Regions from separate parts of the Mus musculus genome. Here all the other regions are linked to region 3. The links are chromatin loops, found by intact Hi-C in ENCODE. Cell type or tissue: left cerebral cortex. All regions are shown on one strand. Region 1 overlaps Tnr (tenascin R). Region 2 holds the start of Gm31348 (a long non-coding RNA gene). Region 3 holds the start of Tnr (tenascin R). Region 4 overlaps Tnr (tenascin R). Region 5 overlaps Tnr (tenascin R). Region 6 overlaps Tnr (tenascin R). Region 7 overlaps Tnr (tenascin R).

What was found. A loop is a pair of places that touch in the nucleus more often than their neighbours do. Peaks named below come from ENCODE experiments on the same cell type or tissue, not always from the same donor. Only the 100,000 strongest peaks of a DNase experiment are listed, where the experiment ranks them.
Region 1: a loop joins it to region 3, with 2.9 times the contacts of the local background. A loop is called at or near these places in 13 of 42 quality-filtered maps.
Region 2: it touches region 3 in a loop (6-fold over the local background); 13 of 42 quality-filtered maps call a loop at or near these places.
Region 4: it touches region 3 in a loop (2.7-fold over the local background); 2 of 42 quality-filtered maps call a loop at or near these places.
Region 5: a loop joins it to region 3, with 4 times the contacts of the local background. A loop is called at or near these places in 3 of 42 quality-filtered maps.
Region 6: a loop joins it to region 3, with 2.8 times the contacts of the local background. A loop is called at or near these places in 3 of 42 quality-filtered maps.
Region 7: a loop joins it to region 3, with 2.2 times the contacts of the local background. A loop is called at or near these places in 4 of 42 quality-filtered maps.

What each region holds. Positions count from the first base shown.
Region 1 is chr1:159,769,096-159,773,095 of GRCm38, reverse strand. The region is part of intron 2 of Tnr (tenascin R); the gene reads right to left. Among named protein-coding and RNA genes, the nearest start is that of Gm31348, 13 kb to the left of the region's middle. In left cerebral cortex, no CTCF peak of the experiment used is centred here; DNase peaks (open chromatin) are centred at 303 and 1,508; H3K27ac peaks cover 1,175 bases.
Region 2 is chr1:159,781,618-159,785,617 of GRCm38, reverse strand. All of the region lies in intron 2 of Tnr (tenascin R), which reads right to left. Gm31348 (a long non-coding RNA gene) reads left to right here and starts at 1,535. Exons shown (of 5, transcript XR_001779507.2): 1 at 1,535-1,842. In left cerebral cortex, a CTCF peak has its summit at 1,531 (motif pointing right); a DNase peak (open chromatin) is centred at 1,563.
Region 3 is chr1:159,521,225-159,525,224 of GRCm38, reverse strand. It overlaps Tnr (tenascin R), which reads right to left and starts at 1,456. Exons shown (of 23, transcript NM_022312.3): 1 at 1,010-1,456. In left cerebral cortex, a CTCF peak has its summit at 1,516 (motif pointing left); DNase peaks (open chromatin) are centred at 1,029, 1,479 and 1,944; H3K4me3 peaks cover 1,574 bases; H3K27ac peaks cover 1,464 bases.
Region 4 is chr1:159,887,294-159,891,293 of GRCm38, reverse strand. It overlaps Tnr (tenascin R), which reads right to left. Exons shown (of 23, transcript NM_022312.3): 13 at 2,918-3,037; 14 at 1,864-2,010. Among named protein-coding and RNA genes, the nearest start is that of Gm31348, 110 kb to the right of the region's middle. In left cerebral cortex, no CTCF peak of the experiment used is centred here; DNase peaks (open chromatin) are centred at 517, 1,092, 1,664, 2,444 and 1 more place; H3K27ac peaks cover 1,086 bases.
Region 5 is chr1:159,703,802-159,707,801 of GRCm38, reverse strand. All of the region lies in intron 1 of Tnr (tenascin R), which reads right to left. Among named protein-coding and RNA genes, the nearest start is that of Gm31348, 78 kb to the left of the region's middle. In left cerebral cortex, a CTCF peak has its summit at 2,146; a DNase peak (open chromatin) is centred at 2,697; H3K27ac peaks cover 328 bases.
Region 6 is chr1:159,658,571-159,662,570 of GRCm38, reverse strand. All of the region lies in intron 1 of Tnr (tenascin R), which reads right to left. Among named protein-coding and RNA genes, the nearest start is that of Gm31348, 120 kb to the left of the region's middle. In left cerebral cortex, a CTCF peak has its summit at 1,647; DNase peaks (open chromatin) are centred at 1,242 and 1,629; H3K27ac peaks cover 262 bases.
Region 7 is chr1:159,867,916-159,871,915 of GRCm38, reverse strand. It overlaps Tnr (tenascin R), which reads right to left. Exons shown (of 23, transcript NM_022312.3): 8 at 3,631-3,900. Among named protein-coding and RNA genes, the nearest start is that of Gm31348, 86 kb to the right of the region's middle. In left cerebral cortex, no CTCF peak of the experiment used is centred here; a DNase peak (open chromatin) is centred at 2,128; H3K27ac peaks cover 116 bases.

The sequences.
Region 1 (4,000 bases), 250 kb before region 3:
ACCTGACACCAGGCTCCTGGATGCCTGTTTATCAGTTTCCTTTTTATATGTCTGGCTATGTGCTGAATGCTAAAAAGTCTCCCAGGTCCTCACATACAGACTGTGCTGGTCTATGTTAAGATACACGCCAAGTGTACCACATGCCCTCTGTTCGGACTGTTGAAACCCAAGCATTCTAGTGGAGCCTGGACAAAGCCTAAATGATACCAGAAAGCATAATCTAGACTCTTTCCAAGGAGAGATTGCTGGGAGAATGTTGAACATGCTGTTCTCGATGCCTAAAATATTTCAGCATTAGGAAACATGTGGGTTGACTATGAGGATGTGGCTCTTCCTTAGGATGAGTTCAAATCTCATATTTTAGAGGAGTTAAAAATAAGAGAAATGTGCAAATGTGGTACTCCAGGGAAACATCCTTCATGGTCCTTAGTCTGCTATTAGCTCACATGCTAGCTTTGACATACATGTGTGAAGATTGGGTATTCACTCTCATCACTGCCTCTCCATCCTGGGAGACTTCCAGACCCCTCCAGTGCCTGCAAGGTGAACACACCTCTCCGGGTAAGGATGAAGAGATGAATTTCTCTTCCTTGTCTCAGGACTTCACAGACCAGTGCAGAAGAGAGGCAGATATGTCATGAGTTAGTCAGGGCAAAGAGCTCTGGGAACCCAGAGAAAGAAGGATGGCATCTCACAGAACAGGCAAAGTTGGAAGAGATTTCTAGGTTCCTTAAAGGCAAAGAGTCCTGTGATCGTCATCTCATGGCTGCATGGTGCCTAGCTCCTGGCAAGGGTTCATTGGATGTTTATTGAATGAAAGAATGAAGGTGTCCTTAGGACAAAAGTGATAGATGGTGCGGAGACTTGTATTGGGAACAAACTATCAATGGCTGCTGTGAAGGCAAATGTCCAACAATCACTTTCTCATTGAGATTTCTCAAACTTCCATATCCCCCCACTCTATTCCACATGGGGATACTCAAGCAACCAGACAATCTCTACCGGGTGTCAGCTCATCATCTGCCTCTCTGTCTGGATGATTCAAGAGTTCATTGGAAATAGTCTACCAGTGGACACCCCTTCTCACATTCTGCATGATCATCACAGGGGAGACTAGCTGGACTGCACCTGGAGACAGTGTGGTAATAAATCATGGCATCGTGGGTGATGCAGTGAGCAGGAGCCTACATCAGACATTTTGAACAGACAATAACATCAATCCCCATACTCACAAACTGTACCCATCTTCTTTTTTAACTCATTCAGGGAGAGGAACAGAATGTAGAAGTCTTGCTTCATGTCTAAATAATATATCATGCCACTTTCTTACATCCTGCCACTGTGCTATGTGGAGGCAGAGGAATATACTTTGAGAGAAAGAGAGGCTTAAAGCATCTTGCTGGCTGATGTTAGCATCCTAGCCTTTTCAAGGCATTTTAGAATTGATGTTGGCAATCTGTGTTGTTTTTCTATATAGAGAAGTTCATGTTCTTGTGTTTTCCTGATATTAAAATAGAAAGGCTCATCGCTCTTACTTTCTGAGTGCCTGATTTGCAGACTCTCAAAACTGGTAGCTGTGTTTGCAATTTTAGCACCACAGCATCCATGCTAGTAAGGGCTGTGGGAGCCAGACTCATCTTGCTTGTTTAAGTACCTTCCGCCAGGTATTCCCTCGCTCATCCTTGTTGTCACACCCTGCCAATCTGTGTTGATGTGACACATATGTCTCTCTAATGACCCAGTGGTGCTTGGCACACACATGGCTCCTTCTTCTTTGGAATAAGTAAAATATGAAACACTGGCTGGCACATATTCTTCTTGGTGACTTGGGGCTACCATATGTGGGAGCTTCTTTGGCACTGTGTATGGAAGTCTCTTCTCTTCTGTCCTGCTGGGATCTGGGAATACTTAAAACATTCAGTCTGAGGAAGCTCTCAGCATTGATTGGCTGCCCACTCTATGATAGATCCAGATCAAGCCATGTCTACCTTCAGACTCAGCTGCTCCGTCACCTGTGAAATATTCTGAGGCTTCAATTAACCATCATCTTACGCATGAGAAACTGAGGCAAGGGATATGAATGGGAGATAACCCCATTCTAACCCCAAATCTCCTAGCTATGAATGGGAGATAGAGGGTTTTTAGTCAAGCCTTTAAACATTTTAAATTGCTGTTCATATTACTGTGTTTTAGAAGCCACTCCAAAACATTTATACTTACAGTCCTTATGATAGCCTCTCGAGATCTATCTAACTAGTGCTATCTAATAAGGGGAGGAGGCACAAAGGAGTTAAATAACTTGTCATGATCATCTAGCTGACAAATGGCAAAGGCACAATCCTCTGATACAGTCTTCATATAGCACCTGGACTTCAAGTCACACTTGCACAGGCCAAGAGCTTTGGAGTGGAGACTCTATCCTGAACAAAACTCACCAAGAGGAAACAACACTTAACCACTTACCTTCCCCTGAATTTTTGATTATGATACTAATTGCACAGTTAGGCTTTGTTTCTGTTCTCCTTTAAAGAGTCCTTCAGGGGAAACCCAGTACTTAAAATCTAATTTTCCAGAACACATACTTTATGATTGTCCTTTCCTCTCAGGGCTCAGTCTTAGGGCGCGTGAGCAGCAGTCACGAACTTCCAGAGACCATGTGCTCCGGTATCTGCCCCCATTTCCCCCTCTCTTGCCATCAATTACGGCAAATGTCATTAATTTGAAAGGCAAGGGAGCAGAAAGAATGGATTTTGAATTAACTAGTTCAGATAATCTGATATTTCCACTGAAGCGTGACAGGCTATCCAGTTAGCTAGGGAACAACAATTGTTTCCAATTGCATATCTTCTCAGATAAACCGATATCTGTGTAACAAGGTTTCGCTGTAAAGGGCGATCAAGTTAGCATTTGTGTTTCAATGAGGCTTGGAGCTCGTGTGGTGCAGCTGCCATGACACTGCTGTGTTTTGCCATCTTGCCAGAGGACCAGCCTTCTACATTGTGTGGAGACACAGGCTTCTGGGGCTCTCTGTGGCACAGACATGGCCCCTGCCCTAGACCCCTGCTAGAACTTACGTTAGCAAGTTCTTGGATCACTCAGGGCTCCTGTCAGGTAGTAATCAAGGGCTTGCACAAGACAGATTCTGCTTGGGTCTCGAGTGCTTTTTTTTTTTCCACAGAAATGGGGGAGGGGTGTATCTATTACAAACCCATAGTGCATTTTAGTTCTATAGCATGAACTGCTGCTATGAGTAGTTACCTACCTTGCCACAGGCTACATTTCTCCAGTCTCCCAGCATCTCAGTTAAGTTCTCACAGATGGGAGGAGATGAATTCATGTTACTCCTAGGTCAAGGAAGGCCTGCAGCTATGGGAGAAAAATCTTCAGAGCGAAATTCTCATGCTAGGTGGGGCCCCTATTTGAGTTTATAGCTCCTGGTATCCTCATGTGGGCATCTGCTCCAATCTTCATTGTTACTGAATGCTTCCCCTTCCTTTGACAAGCAGGGAAGCTCATTGCCCTTAGTTTTAAGGGAAGCAGGGAAGGGATGTGGTATTCTGGAGCAAGGCCACTGGAGTCCATATAGGGAGGACCAGCAGAAAGGCAGGAGGGGAGACTCAAGCCTGAGTCCATGATGGTAATATCCCAAGTAGTAACTTACGTGAACTGCTTCTCTGGTGGGACCCATTACCATGCAGCACATGGAGCCATTAGTATCATCATCCATCAATAATATGTGCCATGTTAACGCGGTTGTAAGTTGCATTTGATGGTAGCATTAAAGTCTGTTTGCTCAGCCTTCTGTTGCTCGTATGCAGGGAAGCACACTTTATATGACAAGGTCACTTGATCATAATTAAAAAGTAAAACAAGAACAGAGGAAACATTAACCCAAAGCAAAACCTGTACTACAAGACACTCGTCTTGGCTCTGGTTCCTTCAGGGGTGATCTTGTGATCTTGTGTGGTAGTTCTCCACCACAAGCTTAGTTGCTGGTGTG
Region 2 (4,000 bases), 260 kb before region 3:
AGCTGAGCTGCCTCCACGGCCCTCATGGGTTCTGTAAAGTTTGCTCCACCTTTGCATCAGAGTGTTAGACTAATGCTCATATTCTGCCTAGCCCCTTGCTGAGTATTGCACAGGACATCATAGAACCCTGTGCTAACCAATAATTCAGAGAGGAGTTCAGCCCACCGGAAGAGTTCCCAGTAACCAACTGATTTCTGAAGAGCTAGACAAGAAGATCTTGCAGGCTCCCAGAACAAAGAAATGATGAGATAGAAGTGAGAATTACCCCATCTGATCAGTAGACACTGTGTATGAATGGATTGCTATACCCCCTAAAGTGTGCAGTTATTAAATCTTAATTAAAAATTAAATTCAACTACATTTAAAAAATCATTCTGGTAAATGAGTTTGAACCCAGAGCTCATCCCTAAAGCACTGTTATACTGTCTTCTCTCTGATGTCCCTCTTTTCTCCAATGTCTAGTATTCCAATTATCCTTTCCCACACCCTTGAATCTCATTGTAGTACCTTATGCTGTGACAAGGAAAACCTTAGGCCATTTCTATTAGTGCATTTCTGCTAGTCCATCAGCTCAAACTCACATGGTCCTGTATTTGTTCACCCCAAGGTTGCTTCTTTCTGGTATATTAAATCAATCTCTGATATAGTGCTAATGATTGTTAAGGAATGTTCTTCCTTGAGCTGAAAAATCCTCTGTACTGTCCTGTGGACAACCTTACTACCAGGAAAATGGGATTTGCAAATTTAAGGCATTGTGTCTGGACCACTGAAGTTGGAGATCCATCCCATAATCAGCTTCCAAATGCTGACACCATTGCATACACTAGCAAGATTTTGCTTTAAGGCATTGTGTCTGGACCACTGAAGTTGGAGATCCATCCCATAATCAGCTTCCAAACGCTGACACCATTGCATACACTAGCAAGATTTTGCTGAAAGGACCCAGATATAGCTGTCTTTTGTGAGACTATGCTGGGGCCTAGCAAACACAGAAATGGATGTTCACAGTCAGCTATTGGATGGATCACAGGGCCCCCAATGGAGGAGCTAGAGAAAGTAACCAAGGAGCTAAAGGGGTCTGCAACCCTATAGGTGGAACAACAATATGAACTAACCGGTACCCCGGAGCTCTTGACTCTAGCTGCATATGTATCAGAAGATGGCCTAGTCAGCCATCAGTGGATAGAGAGGCCCCTTGGTCATGCAAACTTTATATGCCTCAGTACAGGGGAACGCCAGGGCCAAGAAGTGGGAGTGGGAGGGTGGGGGAGTGGGTGGGGGGAGCGTGTGGGGGACTTTTGGGATAGCATTGGAAATGTAACTGAAATAAATACCTAATTTAAAAAAAAGTATCAATGCGTTTATAAAATTTTTACTTACACAAATGTATGTGTATATGATGTATATGTATATGATGTATATGTATAAATAGGCAGAATAAGGACCCATCTTCATAATATTCTCCACTCTGCTAATCAATAAATGTTTTTATGCTTCAGAGTAAAAAAAAGAATCTGGCAATACAGGACCTGGGCAGTAGGGGCCGCTGTTCACATTTGCCCACACCCATGGTAGGGCGAATCACAGAGGGAAGCGCCTGAACATGGAAAATCCTGGCTCTGAGATGAACATCAGGGTGCTTCTCATTAACCCCATTTAGAGGGGTTTGCCGGCACAGATGAGCAATTGCTCTCCGTGGGTTGGAGAGAAGACTGAAGGTTTCCTCAGGCCTTAGAGGAGCAGTATACAGAAGACCTGCACAACAAATGATATACAATTCAGTATATCTATTAGGCAAGAGCCTGGCCAAAGTTTCTACTAATGGGTGCCTCCAATGGAGAGGTAGGTGGCTGAGTAGGGTGGAGGGTGGCTATTTGCTACATGTTCTTTGGCACATCTTTCAGATGGAGTGCAGTTAGATGACAGTGTTCTAAACCACCTTGAAGTTTCTACCATTTACTATGGCGGTTCAGGCAGACATCAGTGAGCCAGGATTAATTCAAAACATTTGCAAGGAGCAAGCATGCTCTTCCACCTCAAAAGTACTGTCCTACTGATCCTGTTGGGAATGGGACTATGTCTGTCTTGTGTGACATTCCTCTGTATTAGGGCCAACTGACCTGTCTGGCACAGCCTACCTTCCAACCCTTCTCTACTCGAGGGTCTCCTGCTGTGCGGGAAAGAGCCCAAAACAAACATGGAAGTTTCAGCATCACACACCAACAGTGAAGGGTTTGTTGTTCGTCATATATGTTGTGACCTCTTTAGGGACAATAGCTATTGTGTTTTGTTCATCCTTGGGGGCCAGTGCTGGGTAAAGGAGCAGCCATCAACACCTGTCTGATTAGTGGAAGAATTGATGAATGATGTGCAGTGGGGTGTCCTGTGGTGATCTCAAGGAGCAGCTACAATGAACAAGGTAGAACTGGTCTGGTATTCAACTGTCACATTGCTTATGTCTCCCAGATAGAGGAAGGCTGAAGGAGAGGAAAGAGCTTTCCTCACACTAGTTCTGTTGCCTTTGCTCCGACAGCTGGAGGCAACGGACCCTTCATTCCTGTCCTAATATAACAAACCACAGTGAGTTTTACTCCTGTTTGTTTTGGGCTTATGCATGCACAACAGGGGACCCTTAACGGCTATCCAACTTGTGCCTTATTAAATTTAGCAAGATAAAATGAATTGCACGAATCATAAGTTTATATGTTGCTGTAGGCTAATGAGGAAAATGCTGATTAAAGTTTACTCAACAAAGAACAGTAGCACTTTTCCTTGAGCCTGTGAAACCTAAGAGCATGCTGAGATGACACAGCAAGAACAGAAGTGTCTAGAACCACGCTTAGCATGTGTTAGCTGGGTGTATGAATGAATGAACTAGCTAGGAACCAGGCATTCAATGAAGCTTCCTCTGCTCCCTTCATAATTGATTGTAGAGTCAAATACAGTAGAAATTCTCTAAGGTTCAATAAATTATGGTGTTAGCACCAAGGCAGCTCAAAGCCTGTTGTTCTCTGTTGGCCCTGTATATGCACCAACACAGCTGAGAGAGATACAAGGGACTAACCTGACTGAGGCCTTCCATTCCACACTCTCCTGTAGAAACCTTCCAGTCGGCTTTACAGATCACATTTTGTTTTCTCCCATGAGAAGAGAAAGAGGATAATTGTTTTGAACTGAGTTAAGGATTACCCGTGACTCAACTCCTTTGGGACTCATTTCACACTCACCCCCAAGCATTTCATAAACACTTTGCAGAGGGAAGGGGCTAAGTTCAATGATGACCCTCAAAGGCCTTGCAGTCCACCAAAGAAGTAGGCAGATCAGATTTAAAAAACAATAGCCACAGTGACTGTTACCAGAGAGTATGCAGGGAAGGGATACTTGATCTGCACTGGCTCAGGTGAGAGGTTGCTGAGAAAGAGACTTTCAGTAGTTAAAGAAAGGGAGAGAGAGACTGGGCTGAGTCTTGGGATGAGTTTAAAGCCTATTTTAGGGGTCCTATAAGAATGTTGTGAGGCAGGGAAAGGAGCCCTGGAATGGGAGGTTCACTTGTAAAGGACTAGAGGCCTGTTCACAGGTTTGCACATCAGTGTGGCTAGCACACAGCAGGCAAGAGTAGGTGTTGGGTAAATATCCCAGGCTAAAGAAAGAAGGGGTGAGCTGGCATTTAGGGTTCATCTGGTAGGACTTCATGATGTAGGATCCCAAATTTAGAGACCCCCACTCTAGTCCAGGAACAGGAAGCACCCACGAACACAAGAATCCTCTCTTGTTGCAAGACGCACGAGGTTTTATTGGCAGAGCTCTGGGCTGACAGGTACCTCGTGCAGGAGGCAGGGGAGTCGGCCCTGAGGCTCGTAAGCTAGGGGTTTTTAAAGAAGCAAAGGAATTTGACAAAGGCACGGGATTGATTCATTAACAGAAAGATTACATGTCAGCAAAAAGGGGCATCAGAGCTTTGTTCCGGTGGGCTTGGGGCTTATCTTTGTTCACATAACAA
Region 3 (4,000 bases):
AGAGAAAGGGAGAGAGAGACCATGAAAAAGCAGTAGAATGTAGTAATGCCAGTCTACCATCTGTGAGGCCCTGGAGGCCCTGGGTGGGAGCTGGAGAAGACACTTTCAGGCTTGGGCCAGTCTAGGTTTTCCCCTGACTCCATAGACAAGTGAAGACAAACCCTTTCCTCTGGGCTGCTTGTCACTGACAAATGCCCCCAGGAAACAGGGGAGAGTGGACTTTTTTCCTCTCTCCAACCAAGGGTAAGAGAGAAGTGGATGGTCTTCCCTGCCTGCTTACAAATATAGTATAATTCGAGTCAGTCAGCCCCTGCCAGGCTGAGTATTTTCCTTGAAGTGTGAAATTAGAGACCTCAGCCCCAAATTTACCCCCAGCCTGGGGCTAACCTGTTGCATCTGCCCACCAGGAACTGACACCAGGAAAGGAAGCAAAAGGTCAGGTTAGGCTGTCACTACATCAAGAATCCAGGTAATCCTGGGGGGTGGGGGTGGGGGGAATGACATTTTAAAATATTGCTTCTCCAAGCTCCCTCCTGGAAGCACAACTTTTAACTCTACCTCCACTCCTGTCCCCCAGGCTTTTCCTGTAACACTTTCCCACCACCTATGGCTGGGTATGAAAGAGTTAATTTAGGAAAACCCAGGACTCTTTTCCCCAAACCCTCCCTCCCAGCTACATATAAAAAGGACAGCCTCACACGGGAGACTAGCACAATTACAAGCCTGCTAGCTCCGACCTCACCTGTCTTATGCAACAGTGCACACACATACATTTGCTCAGGCTCACTCCCAAGGCCAAGGTCCATATCCCCCTCTAATTCGGTAGACACACAGTTTTGCGCCTTTCTCCTTTCTTTTCTCCCTACGCAGAACCCCGCTTTATCGGCAGCCGAAAGAGATGTAACCTTACAGCCAAATGGCTTGAAGAACAAACATGCATCTAATCGCTCTCCGTGGTGCTGAAATCTCGCTAGCAAGGAAACAGAGGAGCGCAGTACTCCGGACTTACCCAGGTTGGGGGGTGGGTAGCCGGAGAGCAGAGAGCTAGAGCAGCTTCCAAAGCAGAGAATTCTTGTACGTTCGGGCTGGAGCCAGCTGATGCGCTCACCTAGAGCGCCCACCTCTCTCCCTCTCTTGCCTTCCTCTTTTTTTCTGAGAGGCAGAGAGAAGGCTTCACGAAAGAAACGAAACAGCAGCTGGTAGGTCTACCAGTAGAAGGAGAGAAGAAGCAACCAAAATAAGACCAAAAAGTCAGATGGCTTTACTCCACTCGTGGTAATTTCTTGGGTCAGGGAGGACCTCTTCTTTCCCTGTCTCTGAGGCTGCCCCAGCTCTGTCTCTGCGTGTTGAGCCAACAGCCTTAGCACAGTCGGTTCCTGCCTCTGACGTGAACGAGATGAGGAAGCCTGGGACCGCTCTGCTGTCTCTCACAAGCTCTCTCTTTTCCCCTCTTACTGAAATTTCAGCAGCATATTTTTAAGCTGTTTTTTTCCCAGCCTTCTACAAGTAGCCCCCTAGTGGACAGAAAAGCAACGCGTCTTTGGTCCTCTTGAACAGTCTGAGTTCAGGCTCCCTGCACCCACAAACTCTTGGAGACTGCTTTTCTAAAGAGTCAAACAGTCCCAGTCCTGATGGAGTCAAAGACTTCCCTCTGGTGAGCCTGTAGGAAGACAAAGGGCCTTTTGCTGATCCTTTTCCTGTAGTTGCAGTAGGAAAACCTGATATGGTATTGGGGAGGGGTATGCCTTTAGGATAAATGTTTGGCAGAAAAGGGGCAAAGGAGGTCTCTGCTCAGACTTGGAAAGGCAAGCTTACACTCATTAACTGCCCAGTAACTCAGCCACCTGGAAAGTGCTTTGGAACTTATGTCTACAAAGTCAGTCTTAGTTTTCGGCTGCCACTCGTGCACTATACATTTTGCTTCTCTGTGGCTCAATTCCACTGTTTGTAAAATGTGGATAGTGCTGCCCCCTCCCTACTGAATAGGAATGCTGAAGGAACAGAGTAACATACAGCTGACAGGAAATTTAACTCCAGTCTCATCCAAAAGCTTTGCTTACATCTGATTCACCCTTGACATATAATAATAGCTAACTTTATACAGCATTTGTACCAAGTGCTAAGCATTGCTACTAATCCTTACAGGTAACATCTCATTTAACGCATACATTAATCCTACAGTGCAAATGCTCCAATTGCATCTTTTAGACTGAAGGACTGAGGCAGAAAGGGATAAAATTTCTTGTCCAAGATAACAAAGCTAGTGCTATGTCACTTTAGAAGTCACAACATTTAAAGTAAACATGAGATAATACCTACAAGTGATCATTGTTGGTATTCTAAATAAAGTGCCTAGGTTGTTCCAATGAATTTGCATGTGGCTGAGTTTTTAATAAAATATTTAGAACTATATGTGCCAAATGAACTGTGGGGATTGCTATTACTTTTGAAAATCTGCTAAGAAAATACATTCTCTTAGTGATTTGGGCAGTTTCACAGATACAAAAACCAGTTGTGAATCTCATGAAATTGGAAAGTACTGGGTATTAGTAACAATTCACAGGACACATTATTTAATTTCTACACCTAAAGCAGATCACTGCCTGGAGCCTAATACAGTACTAGGATGGAGCCAGCAATTTGGTGAGCTGAACTCCTGCAATGCCAGCTAATGAGAATCAAGTAAGATGTGGGCATTTTCTTCAGAACTTCAGTCATGAATTCCTTACCTAATATAACTTGCTTTAAGAAATCTTTGGATTAAAAGGAATGAGGAAGAGCAAAGATGGGATTTGATGTTTTGCAAATCACAGTTCCCATTTTTATGGAATTTGCAGTTTCTCAAAGTGGAAAGAAAGGGCAGAGACCAGACAGTTCAGAGGCTGATGCCAAGACACGGGCAGAGGCAATGTAATAAATGAGAACACGGGCAAGAAAACTAACTTGACCAGAGGGCTGCAGGCTTCCACAGAGCACAGTATCTAGGATGAGACTGGAAGCATGAGGGTTATTTTAGCAAAGGGCCAATGAGAAACTGAAGCTGAAGGCATGGCAAACTCAAGGGGATGAAGAGAGAGGGTTGTGAACCTTCCAGGGTAAATATTACCTACTATTTACAAATGAGGAGGCTGGGTCACACAAATTAACTAGCTTTCTAATGATCTCTTGTGCTCAAATCAAAAGCATGTGTGTTTGACTCTAAAATCATTGTATGTAAGATGCACTTTCTCTTTTCTGAAGTGCACATACAGCTCTGTAAGGATTCTAGCACACACATTAACAAGCATGTGGCACCTGCAAAAACACAGAACCAGTGATCAATGAACATCAGGAGAGAAAGCCACAAAGAAACACTAGTCAGTTCAGAACAGGATCAATCAAAGGTAAAATAACTGTTTTTACTACATGTAGAATTGTCAAATGCATTAAAAAGTGGGACTACTTCGGAGCAGCTAAGATATTGGAAACTTGGATTTGAGTGGGGCAGGATACAGAGAGGATAAGAGAATTTCACGTTAACTTCTGTGAGCTGGAGGAGGGAGTTCTATCTGGGAAGGCTGATGAGGTTTTCAACCAGGAAGTTGTCATTAATCTGGACCTTAATGAATTTGGGTTCTGAAACTTATCCTCTGTTGCTGTCTACAAACTATGAGATCAGATTTGTCTGAAAGAAGAATGGAACATTTAAGAAAGAGAGGGTAGATCACTGTAATATAAAAATACCAAAGTTTGGAAGGTGGACAGGTTTGGGAAGAATGTGAATGAAATGAGACTGATGAGCTAGTCTGGGATATGTCAAGTTTGAAGAAAGCCCTAACTTTGAGATGTCTAGATGCTGGCTAGAGTATGTCTAGAGCTCATATTGTGCTCTGGTGTCGAGTATATAGGTTCAAACCCATTTGCTTATTCATAATGGCTACTGAGTGGAGACCTCAACAGGAAAGAGAGCTAAGAAGACTGAAGACAGGATCTCAACTCTTAATCTGGGTCAACTTTTATG
Region 4 (4,000 bases), 370 kb before region 3:
TGTAACTCTTGGATTTACTTATGTATTTCCTTTTCATGAAGTTGGAATTTATTTATAAAATGGATGGCATTGGAACAGTTTAAGCGTTAGCTCAATGTGAGTCATACAGTTTACGTTTGGGAACCACGACCTACCATCGGCCTACCTCTGTTCTTTGATTAAATGAGCTGTGTTTGCTATCTTTTCTTTTCTTTCTCCCCCCCCCTTTTTTTTGCTTATGTTCCTCATCCCAAAGTAACAAGAAGAAATAAAGACTTTACAATTCAGTGTTTTGAATTTTATTCATAATCTGTGCTTTCAAAAACGTCTTTAAATTCAACTCCTATTAGAGTCTATGGTTGGATGATTTCTGAGATGTGTACCATCTCCTGAAGGAGCTGTCATTCTACAAGTTTTAAGATTATTGTGATGACTTGAAAAGAACAACCGGAGACACTTCTGAGCGTGGCACAGTGACTGGAAGTTACCAGAACCAGTCTGACTAACTTGAAAGATGACAGGGTGGCTTGGTGTGCTGCTGAGTTTCTGCTTTTGTGATGTCTGCTGCCTGTGGCCAAGAATCACACGAGTTAGCTTTTGGGCTGAGTCACAACACTCTTATCTTGGGAACACGATATTCTCGAAATCCTTTTTATGATTTTCAATGAGAAAATATGGCAGAATTTTCAGGCTTTCTTGGCTGAATGGTCATTACTTCTGGTCAATGTTTATCCACTGCCTGCTTTAATGATCACTGACAAAACATAGTGCATCTACCAGAAGGAGGGAGACTACGAAAGGTACCTTTTTATGTTTCTGAATGACGTTTTGGTCACTGTGTTAATAGATAATGTTTTGGCGCTTGTAAGAGTATTTACAAAGCAGTGAGGACTCCTTAGGCACACTCTCCTCCTTCAGAAATCACCATCTCTAGGGAAATTTAGCAGCGTTGGGATATCCAGGTGTTCGCTTAATGAGGCAGGCTGAATGTTTTCCTATGTGTAGTGGAAACTGTGGTTTAACTAGAAGGTTCTCGATGTTGAGGATAGAAACTGATGGCTGTGCCTTCCACTGCCATCTAGAGCAAATCTGTGCTAATCCTATGTGATATACTTGCTTAAGGACCAGAGAAGGGAGGCTAGTGGAGTTACAGAAAAGGAGCCCTATCTTCAGGCTTATCCAAAGAGCCAGTTTTCTGAAAAAAGGCATGGTAGGAGACTTTCTCCTCCCTATTTTTCATATTAAAGCCCATCTCTTTTCCCCACCTTCCTTCTGTGAAGGGGCCTGAGGACACAGAGGACATTTCCTACAGGAGAACAAGAACTACATAGTGTTCCTGAAAGCAGCTGGGGATGCCACAAAGGGTCACCTTCACCTCTACTGCCTTCATACAGGTGATGGACTTAGAGCCTTTTCCCTGGAGCAAAGGCAATACACCTATGGGGTGGCTGTATATGATGAATAATCCACCCCTAGTTTCCTGAAACTGGAATAACAATGCTTTTCTGAAGTTTCCTCAACCCCCAAGACTTAAAGAGATCCTATGATTCAAATGTTTGCTGTGGAATCTGTCTCCATCATGCGTCTTTGAAAGGGCGCTCTTCGTAGAGGAAGTTCCATGAACATTCTGAACCTGAACGAGCAAGACTCCTCCTCAAGTGTGACTCACCAAACTCCTATAATTAGAAAGAACAGTCTGTGGGGAGAGAAACCACAACTTGTCCTGAAGGACACAGTGAGTCAGAGGAGCCAAAGAATGGCGTCTCAGGCCCCGGAGCCAGTATCCACTGTATGCGCTGGAGTGATTTCACTCTGCTTCCTGTGTTTGTTTCAAGGCTGCTGCTTATGTCCTGAGCCGACACCCAGCAAGGGAGCCATGTTTACCTGTGTGCACCAGGGTGCAGATGCGTTCACTCTCCTCCCTGCCCCGTACACTGTTGAGGCTTATTTCATATTCAGTAGCTGGATACAGCCTGGTGATGGCGAACTCTGTCACGGTGTTGGGCACTACGGAGCTGTCTAGCCGTCCCACTGAGGAAGAACAAAATCCATCACTAAACGTTCAACAGCTCTCTTATCAGTGGGTCCATGGCTCAGTGTACATTGGGACAGTGGGTCATGAGGCACAGATGGGTGTGGGCTCAGCATGCAATAGGGAAGGGAAGGCAGATACATGACTCATAAATGATAATGGTGGAGTTTAAATAGATCTTATACGCTGGCCTCACTCTTTCATCTTATGGGCTTTTTAGAACAAAAGTAAATGAGCTATTTATTATGTAGGTTTCTATCAGACCGGTCTTCTCTGAGGCGGGCATATCAGTATAGTGGAAGTGGAGTGGGCAGAGCCACCGCAAAAAGTGCCCTATGCAGCCCAGAGAAAGGTAGCCTGGAAAACTGTCCTACCTCTGGCTGGAAGTGAACATTCTCTCTACTTTGTTAACAATGCCTCATATACCAGCAAGAACTGGCAGTATGCAGGCAAGCTCTCGGCCAACTTCTCTGACTCATACATTGGCTACAATGGCAGAATTAGGATCACTGTGGTTCCCTTCAGGGCTCCATGTGGCTCTGCTGGGTCTTTATCCATATCCAGGATTCTAGTCTTAGACTTTATGCTCAGCATAGTATGTGTAGCACTGGCTCTTGGTAAAGCCATCTAGGCCTCACTTCATTGTTTTTCATTGCGCAGCCTAGCTAACGGTGTCCAGTTATTTCCCATGGTAAAGTGTTTGGCTCTCTTGATGATATTTTGAGAGCCTATTTTGAGAGAAGTTGGTGAACTCATGGTTTCTCTGTTGTTCTTCATCAATACACTCTCATTTTGAGGAAGTATGGTATGAGGGTGTATGCTGTGTAGTTGTGATCATGCACCCATAATAATCTCTAATCAACTTCAAGCCTTATTTATGTTTGAGAAACAAAATCATATCATTACCTTGGGTGGGTCGGTACGATACTCGGTAGTAATCAAAAGGCGCAACAGGAGAGCTCCAGGACACCGTCAGGGAGTCCTTAGTCACGTTGCTAATTGTGATGTTTTTGGGAGGATCAATTCCTACAAAGATCAGAGAGTTGTGGGGAAAAGACAGAAGCACAGTTTGAAAGTGGAATATCTATCTATTTCTAGATTTCTGTTGATCCACTAGTGTCCCTCAGGCAGGCATGACCCTACATAACTAACTGGGCATCCCTAACATGACAGTCTGTGTGATGTCACACTTATAACATTGTAGCTATGGCCAAAGTCAGGAAGCTAAATTGGCAAGATCTACACTTCTGTGCCACAGCTACTACCATCTAGACCAACCAGAAACTTCCTTTTAAGTTTGTGTGTTTTATTTCAAATAGAGGATCATATAATTATCTTCTCTAAGGGAAACTTCTCTTGCAAAGACCTAACTCTGCTACTCTTTCTTAGTTTTTAGCAGCTACTTTTGGTTCAACTTGGAAAAAAACTGCCCATTAACTGTAGAGAGATTTCAGAGCACAAATCCTAAACGAATATACTTTCCTAAGTTATATTTTATTTATGGTGCATAATTATGGTGCATTTAAACTGTGGGGTCAAATTCGCTGACTACTTAACATACTTTTCCAGTTTGTGAGTTCTTGTCAGTATGTAGGGAACTATCTAATTATAGGTGTTTTTATATACAAATGTATCATATTTGGGATTGCATTTGCAAATGACCAAAGGGAAATGGCCCAATTCATCTCAAAGTTCTATGTCTTCCAATGTGCAAATCAGCTCCTATCTCTGAATGCCAGGTAGCTACATGGTTACATGCTAGCTCTATGTTGATTCTGAGGAAGAATCATTTATTAGGCTGTCAAGAGATGGCTCTCCAGAATAGAAATATCATCTTTTTACTTAGAAAGAATCCCTTGGAGACAAGCTTTTTCCGGGCCTTTTTCCTAGATTGGCAAATCTAGAACCAATGCATTCAAGACTTGGGCATGCAGAGCACTGGGCCTGTCCTACTTTGCAAATGGATGTTTCTCATCATATGTCTCTTAT
Region 5 (4,000 bases), 180 kb before region 3:
ACAACAACAACAACAACAACAACCCAGAAATCAGGATGGCCTCAGACTTTCAACAGAACATTGGATTTTAAAAGATAATGAAATATTTCCTTCAAAAATTGGGAGATAATAATTTCCAAGGTGAATGTTTACAACCATGTACACTACCAATCAAGTATTTTTAAGATCTTTTTTTCAAACAATGTACCCTTGACATAACATTTGCCAGGATGCTCCTGGAAGATGTACACCACAAGACAGAGGAAGTACACCAGAAAGGATGGTGGGACCTTAAGTCTAGAAAACAGGATTGTACAGAGAAAGAAATGAATTACTGAGATAGAGATGAAAGAAATTCCAGAAATATTGGAGTGCTACAGATATCGCCATCAACTAACTTACAGGGCAGAAAGGTGGGCTTTCAGAACATCATCCCTCATTAAAAATTCAAAAGTGATACATGACTTAAGGTGCAGTTTTCATGTTCTATGGATATGTCAAAGAGTCTGTTAATATTGTAAGTAAGCACCAAGAAAATAAGCAGAGGAAAAACTGAACTCAAGGGAGATCTGAAAAGTTGTATAGAAGAAGAAAAATGAACACAGCTTTGTTATGAATAATAGTTATAAGGGCAAGATAGTGAAAATATGAAATGTAAATTTGTGATAATTTTGATAAAATATATTGGAAAGATGAAGAAGCATGTTAGCATGTGTACATTGTACTCTACATAGGTGGTAGAGCAATGGTTGTCAGAAATAAAGCCTTACCTTCCACAGTTGTAAATATTGTAATATTGTAATTCAAGTATAATAGCAGTATAAATACATTATAAATTTTTATTTAGGTAAATGCTGAAATAAATGGAGAACAGTGTTTGTTTGCAAATGAAGCTCCGGTCTCAAAACTGGGGAATGACTGTTTTTGTGAGGAGACCTGTAACTCTGTGACTTTCTAAATTCTTGGTCAGCATTAGGAAACAACATAAAACAAACGGACATGGCACCTTGACAGTAAGAATGTTTCTCTTTTATTCCATGCTTGGGGTAGAAGACGGAAAAACTTTACTTCTCATAAATTTAGCCTGGCTATAAGCCAAGCTTGTATACGTGTGTGTATGCCCCTGAATCTTTCTCTTAACCCTGGGTGGTTATAAATGATGTAGTTTGTCTGTGTGATGCTGACACATCTAACCTCACATCTTCTGTCAGTCAACAATAGCCTGTGCAGACACATTACCATATTTGATCTTCAGAGCATCTATGTGAAAGAATCCAGGCAAGAAATAGTATATGAACAAGAAAATTAGAACAGAGGATTGGCATGCCCTTTTCCTTGCCACACAGTATAGACTCTTCATTGCTATTTTATGGAACTACTGAAGCTGTGTATCTTAGGCAAGGGAATCTACCATAGACTGTATCTCTTCTGCTATACTACCTATTTGAGATATTGAGACATTAATTTCTTCATCTTCACCATTTTTCCACTGCATAAATTCCTTCCCTTTTTTCCCCCATCCCTATGTTACTCCTTTTCTGGCTCTCATGTTGATGCCTCCAGGTTTACTTTTTGACTTGAGGGACTGGAATCCTTGAAATGCTGTAAGTGATCAGATGAATCATTATTGTGGCATGGTGCTCTAGTTAGAGATAGCTGACAAAATGGTCTGCACATAGCCTTTGAGTTCAGATTGGACCTGGGAAACTTGACTGAAACTTGAAGTCCCATTTTGCAGATTTATGTTCCACAAACCCAGGGACCTAGTCACACAGAATAGAGCCCAAAGATAGATTCCTCGTGCCCTTTTACTCTTTTGATTTATTTGAGGCTGAAAAAGGAATGGTGAAAGGAACCAGACTGACACAGTGATGTGAAGAGAGGCAGGAACATTCTCCATCCCCAGGCATTTAGGTCACAGCCATTGCAAACATAGCCGAGGGACAACGTGTTTAGAGGGTTGAAGTTAGAGACATCAGCACTTTTTCCAGCCTCCAGTTTCTTGGAGAGCTCTTGATCCCACTTCCTGTTTGAGGTAGACAGGATCACAGCATCCAGTGTTATGGCTGCAGGCATAATTCCAACATCTGAGAACACTTTCCTCCCAGATATTTAATTTCCCCTTACAACGTCCTACCGCTGGGGCTCTAAACACACTTCACAACTCTATCTAGCACATCATCTTAGCCTCTTTTGCAAGTCTTTTAATATCCATTGGAAAATAATGCTTCCTTTGATTCTGAGGCAAATCCCTAACACTACTTCCCTTGTTTCTAATTAGCAATATTTCTGCGGTAATTAAGACGAGAACAGCTCTGTTCTGCAGCATGTTTGATTTGGATAGAAAAAAAAATACAATAGCAGGAAGCAGAATAGAGAATGACTCTGCTGCCTGACTCTGCTATACTTAAATTAATCTCAACATACCTTTAAAACAATACCCGCTCTTGTGCACATATATGCATGCCCATATACACAGAACATACATGGTTGTTTACACATGCCCTTCACACAAATACATAAACATATATTACTTACTGTGTGTGCATATTCTTATGCACACAGAAACAGAATAGTTACCTATTTCTTAGAAAATAGGGTTTGAAATGCACTAATGGAAGTACCACCATCCTGTGGGCTGAACAAATGAATCATCTGCATCCGCAGGCATCCCACAAATGAACAGTCTCAGTGAGCTGTGTGCTAATGAAACATGGCCAGAGAACAGCCAGCTCCCTTCTCTTGATGCTAAAATTGGGCAAATTTCCTTGCTGGTTAGACACCCAGGGACTTGGCATTTTCAAGACACTTCCCAGGCTTGCTATGTATATTCGTCGTAGGATAGCTTTTGCTCTTGCTTAGAAGGGAGGAGGTCTCTGGGAGCTGTATCACCAGACAAAAATCTAACACTGAGTGCTGAGTCAAGGGTCAATGGCACTATAGTTTCCATTTGAGAGAGGATGCTCTTGAACTCTATGAGTGCATGAGCCACAAATACATGCTTATGTGAACCCCTGAGGGGGGCAACAGAGGGTCTACTCTATGGCAAACAAAACAGATAACCTCATTGCAGCTTGGCTGCTTGGAATCCTATCATATTCTGAGGCTGGTGTTCATTAAGGGTTCAAGAAAAGAATCTTTGCTTGTCATTTCAGGCACGTGTGTTTTCCAGTAGATTGACAGGTATGCATAGGGGTTTATTTGTTCGGAAAGCATTATTATTTCAGGCAATTTGGTGGTTATTTCCCCTGTAACTAGTTACCTTGGAATTGCTCCAGCAGAGTTACTTACCAAGAGCTGGGCTGTGTCTTCCTTGGTGATGAAGAATGGAGGTACGACCATAGGGGCTACTGGCCCTGACAAAGATGGACTGCTCACTACATTGTCCCTCTAGCCCTCATTTCTGGACTATGTGTTGAGTAAAATGCTTTGCTTGTTGTTAGTTATGTTGTCACTATGAAGATTTAATTGATCTTACAGGTTTCTGTGTCTCTCTCAAATTACTGATGAAGCAGGATTGTAACTCTAGCAACATAGAAGACCCAGGCAGGAGGATCATCCGTGCAAAGGCCCTCCTGGGCTACAGAGTAATGTCAATGCTACCCTGGAAAATCTAGTGAGACTGTGTATCCAAAACAAAAACAACAACAACAACACCGCAAAACCAAACCATAACAACAACAATAACAACAACAAAAACCACCACCACCACCAACAACAAAACAACTGATAGGAAGTGGAAGGAACAGAAGAGTGGTCAGGATGTAGCTCTGAGAGAAGGATTATCTAATTTATAGTAGGTCTCCAGCACCATAGATGGATGGATGGATAGATAGATAGATAGATAGATAGATAGATAGATAGATAGATAGATAGATAGATAGATAGGTAAAATTATGGGTAAAGAATATAAGCATCAGTGTAGCTAGACTAAGCCCATCCAGCAGCAAGAAAGAGAAGAATTCGGTACACTTTACTTCTCTACATATTAATTTAAATGTCTTTAGTTGAGCAACTATTA
Region 6 (4,000 bases), 140 kb before region 3:
ATGCCAAATATACAGTATATTCTCCATAGTACAGATCACTTATTAACTGGACCTTCTTCCCTGGTTTGCAAGGGCCATACCTGATTCAGAAAACTTTATGAGTGGAGACCTTTTTTAGAGGTCCACCTCAGGCCCTACATGTTTTGAAGCTGGTATTACTTATGAGGGACAATTGGTCTATCTCCACCTCTCCTTCCCTTCCCCACAAATACCTAAGAAACATATGGTGCTAGTTTCCATAGGACATAGAGTATGAATTAAATACTGTGTTAATTCGTGCTGATATAATACAGCTATAGTTTTAGGAACCATACTTTCTAGGTCCTAGAAATGGGTCCAGAGTGTATGTGCATGGAATATACAGGTGCTAAATAAATGAGAGACATATATGAAATGATGATTAAAATCACAATCAGAAAATATTATGAGACTCTAACATATAAGATTAGATCAATACACATAGGTGTGTGTGTGTGTGTGTGTGTGTGTGTGTGTGTGTGTGTGTGTGTGTGTGTGTGTGTGTGTATGTGTGTGTGTAAGTATGGCTCTACACTCTACAGTTATCACAAGGGTATATGGATCTCATAGTGGCCCCAGAGATTTCGATGAAGAGAGGGATGGGGAAGGGAGAGAGAGAAATTGTTTTACAAAAATACCAAGTCAGCCAGTCTCCATTAGTTCAGACACCCAGTTATTATGAATGTGACTCCCCTGGTCACTCTATAAAATAGCTTGAGACTCCTAAGACTTCACATTTTTCTGGAATGCTCTAGTGAAAAGTAGGCAACATGAGGGACGGCAGACATAAAGCTGGCTGTATTTGCAGGTTTGGGGGGTTGATGCGCCCTTAAATCTAAGTCTCAGATCTCTAGTCCTGAAAGCCTCCCTAAGGTCATGCGCTCAGTGCTGGAGAGGCAGGATGGGGTGGTGCTTCCAGACCTCTCATGTTCAGTTTATCACAGGAAAGGAGCCCTGGTGAACTGGATCCCTGCAGACCCAGGAGGCCCTTGTGTGAGGAAGGTTGAGGAGGCAGTGAGGTGGAGGAGGGAAGATCAGAGGCAGAGAAAGTCGAATTGTTTGTCAGCTTGTGGGGCGATGACTGGCAGAAGAGTCTCGGCCTGCCAAACCAGAGCTCTTTACAGGCCATTGCTACTCCTTTCAGATGCTGGGGGGAGGGGTGGCACCCCCATTCAGAACAGTAGCAGCAAACACATTGCCAGATAACACAACCTGCCAACTGCACAACAGCCCTTGGAGGCAAATATGCCTCTCTTTCAACCTCAAGTACTAAAAGTACTTGGTAGAGTTGTGTTTGTGTTGCCATGGTGATAGAAGCAGACCATTAGAGCCTTACAGCAGACACAGGAAAGCTTTGGGGTCTTAAGGGTCTCTGCAGCCCAGTGCGGGAAGTAATTCTCATAGCCACAGCAGGATAAATGGGCCTCCACCAATGAGACCCTCTTAGTCCTGTGCATTCATGGTCACCGAGCAGAGCTACTTGTATGCTGGCAAAAGCAGCACTGTCCTAGCAAGTAAAGGTCAAATTGGCAAAGTCCTGAGGCTGGCAGCTCCATCTAGGGCCAGAGGGGGACATACAAGTTGAGGCAAGATCTGGAGATCTAACACACACCTTGGCAGCCCAGTTTCCTTGACACCAAACACAGTTCTCACAACTATTTTTCTCCTACTTAAATAAACAAAAATCATGTTTCCCAGATAGCAAGAGGGCTTTTTTTTTTTTTTTTTGGCAAAATGATGCAATGACTCAGGCAGTAGGCGACTCAGTGGCTTAGAGAAAGAGGGTGGGCCAGAGGAGCTATTATCTTTTGGGTTTGCCTTTGACTACATAGCTACTATGGGTAGGTATCCTATATTTCCAATGAAAGAAGTGTGTCTTCATTGTGCTATATTTGAGGGGACTGTGAGCATAGTCTCCTCTGCCACTCTTGATGTCTAAATGCCAGTCTGATGCAGACTTGCTTTGGATTAACAGAAGGTATGCAGACTTCGTTTAGGTTAATTTTGCTAGGAGCTCAAGTCACTTGGCTTATAACAGAAATAGCACGTGATTTCAACTTATTTACCCATAGTATTTTTCTGTGAGCAGAAATATGTTTGCTAATGTGGAAAGTAGAACACGTAGAAACGCTCTTACATTGTCCTCAGTTTATGTCAAGCTGATTTTGACAGCCTAAATAGCTACAGTTGTCAGAGGTGTTTGGTGAAACCACTATATTCCTAGTGGCACCACAGAGAAGGGCATGGTGGTAAAGGCGCTATACTAGTGCTGACTCAGAGGACCACTTAGGGGTGAGTGATACCGAGGGGGGCTGAAAAGTTCAAGTCTGGCCTTTGTTTCCTCAGGCTCACCATGGCTGATGATAGCTAATATTTACACAGAAGCTGTTCATTCAAACTGCTGCGTGTGCATTTCTTTGGGGTCCCATGTAAGGCTAGCATGGCGTTAACCACTTCAACAGAAGAGAAAAGTAAGTGGGCCCAAAGCTTAGAGCCTTGGGTATAACAGTATTTGCTAATAGGGGGATTAAATACCATATGACATGTTATAGAAAGTTATGTCATGTGCAGACAGCAAACAATTCAACTAAGATTCACCAAGTACATTTTTATGTACCAGGCACTATGATCTGCTATCCACAGAAGGAAATTGGTCCTGTATGGGACTTGCCGATGATGTGTAAGATGAGGAGGTTGTATTCTATTATCACTACGGTCCTCTTCAGCTTCAGGGCTCTTTTTTATTCTATTCATATCTAAGGGAATAATAGAATTTTAGAGGGAGGAACTGTGGGGAAGACAAGAAATATGCATGCAGAACACATATAGACAGAAAGGAAGCCACCGAAAGACATGGCCATCACAGAAGAAGCATCTCAGGGGAAATGCTTGGTCCCACTGATGGCCTACCCCAGCACCTCTCTGCACAAAGCAGGGAGCTTGGGGGATCCTCCGAAGAGACTCGGCAGCAAAGGGAAAATGACAACCATTCTTCTGCCTACCAGACTTTGAAGGTTTATGGTTCTACTTCAAATTAGGAAGATAAGTTTTTGCTTCCCAGGCTTTTGCTAAGAGAATATATCCTCAAACTGCCTGCTGTCCAAGTCTAATTAAAGACTCAAAGGAAAGAAATAGGATTCCAGTAATTGTCAGAAGGACATGCAGTCGACGCATTCCTCTCTATATCACTACACCTCAAATTATATCTGGTCTTGTTAAAACATAGATTACTGCCCCACCTGTGGCCTTTCCTATTCAGTCATCCTGTTCAGTGGAGGAAATTTGCATTTCTAATAAGTTCCCAAGAGCTACTGATATTGCAAGTTTGGGGTTATGTGTGAGAAGAACGGGGCTAAAAAACATCAAGGGTATTATCAGGTCAAGCCTAAAGCAAAGATATGTATCCTTAGAGCCCAGGGTTCTGATCCCCAATCTTTAAGGACTTTCTACTGAATTCCTTTCTGACACTTTGTCCTTCTCTGGCATTGAGCAGTAACAGACGTAACAGCCTTAAGACATTTCTGGCATCTTGACGCTTTGAAATTGTTGAGAGTGTCAGCTCCTACATTTTCCGATGTCCTTTTATTAGAATACTGAGAAAGAAATCTTTGTCAGTTCTTAGAGAAGGAAAAATAGCTCAGGTTCCCCCCCATGCCCCAGATCACTGTGGATGTTTGCTTCTTTTGGGTTATATGACTTCATTTGGCAACTAGAACTCTAAGGCCAGCAAGCAGCCTGTATTTTTTAATAAATGGCACAAACCCCGTGACTTGTAGTTCAGGATACTAATGTGCCCTGTCATTTATTTTTATTTAGTCATTTTCTTCTGAAAATTTTCTCAGATCCTTCCTAGAACGGGGGAGGGGAATAAACAAACACATAAATAATAAAATAAATAACGGAGAAGTCCGTGTGCAGTTCCGGCGAGGCAAGAAATAATCAGAAACAGAAGTTGGTGTCAGTAAACATGTGTTTCTGTCTG
Region 7 (4,000 bases), 350 kb before region 3:
CTCTGTCCTTCTTGAGACACATCAAGCTAATTTGTACTCCAGAGCCTTTGGACCAGCTGCTATCTTTACCTGGAATGTTCTCTGACTCTTGCATGCCTTAGGTTGTACAGCTCTTAGCTGGAATTTCACTTTCTCAGAGGGGTAGCCTCAATCCAGGGAAGCTTTCCTTCTGTCTTATCCATTTTCCTCCCTATCGCAGAAATCATGATTCAAATGATCTCTCATTCTGTTTTTCTCATGACCACCCAGTCCTCTTGCCCACTTGGAGGCCATTTATGTGAAATGGGCTTTTATCTGTATACTCTATAGCCTCCGTGCCTAGAACAGCGCTTGTGGCCCCAGAGGATGTTCAAAAAGTACATGGTAAGTAACTGAATGTGTTCTATCCACGTCTCAACCTCAATTGTTCCCTCCAAGCCTTTAGAAATGGCTTGTTACATATGTTTAGCTGTGGGCTTTGAGATTGCCTGAGGTGAGGTGGTGCAGGGCACAGAACAGCTGTGACAAAGGCAGCCAGCCTTGCAGAAACAAGATGTCTTTCTGCTCTCCACAACCAGCATCTTGGCTGAGGGAGGTCAAAGGCTTCCGGGTTGAATTTGTAAAGTAACATGGTGGAGAATCTCAGAATGGAGTCACCAGTGAGGAGGGAGAGGGAAATGCAACTCTGGATGTTTGTATTTGTTGCCTGGGGCTGCCACACAGCACAGCTGTGGGTCTGCAGCATCATGTGATTCTCTAGCCATCTTGGGTTTCTCCTGACCATTTTCTGCCTCTGTCTTCATATGGCACATCTTATGTGCATGCCTGTCGCTGTCCTGGTTTCCCCATTTGATACCAACACAGTTGTTGAATTAGAGCCAATCCCAACGACTTTACCTCCATCTGCCCATCTTCGAAGACCCTATCTCCAAACAAACAGGGGGTCAGAGCTTTAGCATCTTTTCAACCCATAAGAAGCACTAAGCACAGGTATGGGTCATCCAGGTCAAAGGCACGGGGGTCTAAGTCCTTTGAGAACTCTGCTCAGAGTGAAGTCCTCCATGAGAGAGAAACTGTCCCCAGAGTCCTCATGAGGCTGCAGAGGTGGGGAAGGACTGTAGGTTTCCTAGTCTGGTTTCCTTCTAATTACTGGCCTTTGCTCCTTGCACCAGGGTGCTTCTTTGCAGCGCTGCTCTAAGACCCAGACTAAGATCCTACTCGCCATGCAGGAAGCAAATCTCAGTTTTAATTGCCTGTGCAATTAGTGCGCTCCTAGTGTCGAAGCCATCACCTGGAAAAACACTTTGCTTAATTTGAATTTAAGCGGAATTCTGAAATGACTGAGGGCCCTACCTGTGAGGGTCTGTACAACCTTTCATCATTCCGCTGGCATCTGCCAACTCTGGACTTGGAGAATCTGTCTGCAAAGCTATTTGTCTCTACCCGCCCCTACTTCCCTCTCTCCTAAGGGAGACTAAGGGAGCAGGCATGGGTCTGAGGCACAGACTGAAGGTTGCATGGAAAAGCAGCCACCTAACAGCTGCCAATCCACTAGGCAACCTGAAACTGAAATTCCTGCCACAGTGAACAGAGACTCTGTGGGAGCCCCCTCAGAGGAGATGGGATGCAATTGTCTTCATTGGAATTTTCCTGGGCTACCAGCCAGTGCGGATCCATCTTGCCTACCCGAACATCCAGAGTTTGCTTTTGCTCGTGCTTCTTGAGAGCCCCCTTCACTTTTCTTGCCTCTTCAAACTCGTTATCGGAGCAGAGCACAAAGGAGCCACTTTCCAATTCAAGCTATCTTGAAATTAAGAAAAGAATGTAGAACATGTGGCCCACAGCAGATACCAGTGCATGCATGAGTGTACACACACACACACACACACACACACACACACACACACACACACACTGGAGGTTGATCATGACCAAGAATGGATCTTATAGGATCACCCTTCCCCTTGCTATTATGTGAACATTTTTGCCTAACTGGAGGAGAAAGGAAGAAAAATGAGAATAGTTTGATTGCTTTTTTCTAAGAAGCACACTCAGTCTTTGGGGGAATCTCAAGATGTGTTTGCTGAAACAGTCCATTGGCTACACTCCAGGCAAGGCAGTGGAGTCTGGTACCAGGGATTTTGAGAAGAACTTAAAGAGTGTCTGGCAGACCCTACCTGCCTCCTGATGCTTGCCAGCATCCACACTTGTTTTTAGGGAGAAAGTTGACTAGTGTCCACACTTGTTTGCTTCTGTGGGAGGAGCTTATCGTAAGACTCTTGGCTGTTCTATTTTGCTGGGAAAGATGGGCTTGCTTAAGTGGTGAGTTGTGCAGCAAAGTCTGGGCACTGAGAATCCACTCCCCTCTCTCATGGGGCCACTGCTATAGGGTCCAATCTCGGCTGTTCCTGAGTCCTAACCTCAGTAGTATGCCAGGATTTCCAATGGGCAGACTAGTCCATGTCTTTCCCAGTCATTCAGTTTGCAAATCTGTCCAACTGTAACACTAAGCCATCTGCTACAATGGAGCCCTGATTTTGCAGGTGCAAAATCTAGATAAAGAAGGTGAGCTGGTTATTGCATATTCTTGGAGCTTTTGTCTTGTAGCAGATTCTGAAGCTACTACAACACCAGGTCAGACATGTAGGTTAGTGTTTCTTCAGAAGACAATGGTTCTTAGATCTTCTAGATGGGATCAGTTTTCTTTGATCCTTGGAGCAACTTGGAACTGGCAAAAACATTCTTTGACATGTAACCTCTCCAAGGAAAAGAGGACAAGTCTAACACTCTAGATTCAAAGGAACTTAGTCGAACCTGTTCACAGGACTTTGCTTCCTTGAGTGAGGTCTATCATTCTCAGCCACTGGTCAGGCGTCTGAGCTCTGAAGGAGAAAGTTAGTCAGCCTGAGGCCTGGCTTTTCTGATTGCTGATAAAGCTCTTCAAGGAAGCTTTTTAGGAAGCTTTCTGGTGGGTATCATTTCAAGGGTGAAAAGAATTATAATGGGTTTAACTCATCTGTCTATTATTCACGGTTGTGTCTATGGCTTATCTTCTACCAATTGGCCTCATTGCTAGAGGCTGCAAATGGCAGATTGACTCAGGGACCTCAGTTTGCTGATGACTATGCAGGTTGAGCTTTGCACAAGACTGAAGAGTGTTCATTTTAATGAAACCACTTCAGGCTTAGAGTATTTCTACTGCATCCTGTAAATGGCAGAAAAGTGTCTCAAGAAACAGGCACCTTCTGTTTCTTGCACCTTTTGTTTCAGGCACAAAACTGTCACAGATTTGCCATTTAGGCCAACAATTTGGATGTCCAAATGTCTTCTGGACAAACTTATCACTTCAGAAATGAGAAATCAGAGATTCATGGAAGGAAGAAAGAAGTTAAGTCACAGATCTGGGTGGCAGAGTGAGGATGCGAACCCAGCTCTCCCTACTTGGTGATATTCTTTTCTTAATGCTGGAATAGGAATACCAGCAGGAGCTCCCAAAACCTCTAACTTTCTTCTTGTAGCCTCTGCATTAACAGGGCTGCCCACATTCATCATCTCCTTTTTTTTTTTTTTTTTTTTATTAATGTCCCCTGGCTACAATAACATCGTCGTGTTGTCTCCCAGTCCCAGTCCTTTTCCCCATCTCAGTCTCACCTGTTGTAAATTGGGTGCTTGAGGCTTCACTCTCATTGGTCCCCCGGACTGCGCTGATGGACACCTCGTAGCGCGAGCCAGGTCTAAGGGCTTGCACGGAGTACTGGCTTAAGGGAGGCTGCAGCCGGAAGGTCGTCTTCCCGCCTTCGCCACCCACCAAGCCATATTTTAAAAGAATGAAATCAACTTTGGCTCGAGGTGGGGTCCATTCCACAAAAGCCACAGTATCAGAGACATCTCGAACCAGGATCTGTGTGGGCCCGTCAATGACTGCACGAGAAACAGAACATGATGTTGATTCAGGAGTAAGCCTTCTTTGGCCTCTGTTTACCTCTTTCCTTCTTACACTCGCTTGCTCAGTGGGATGGGT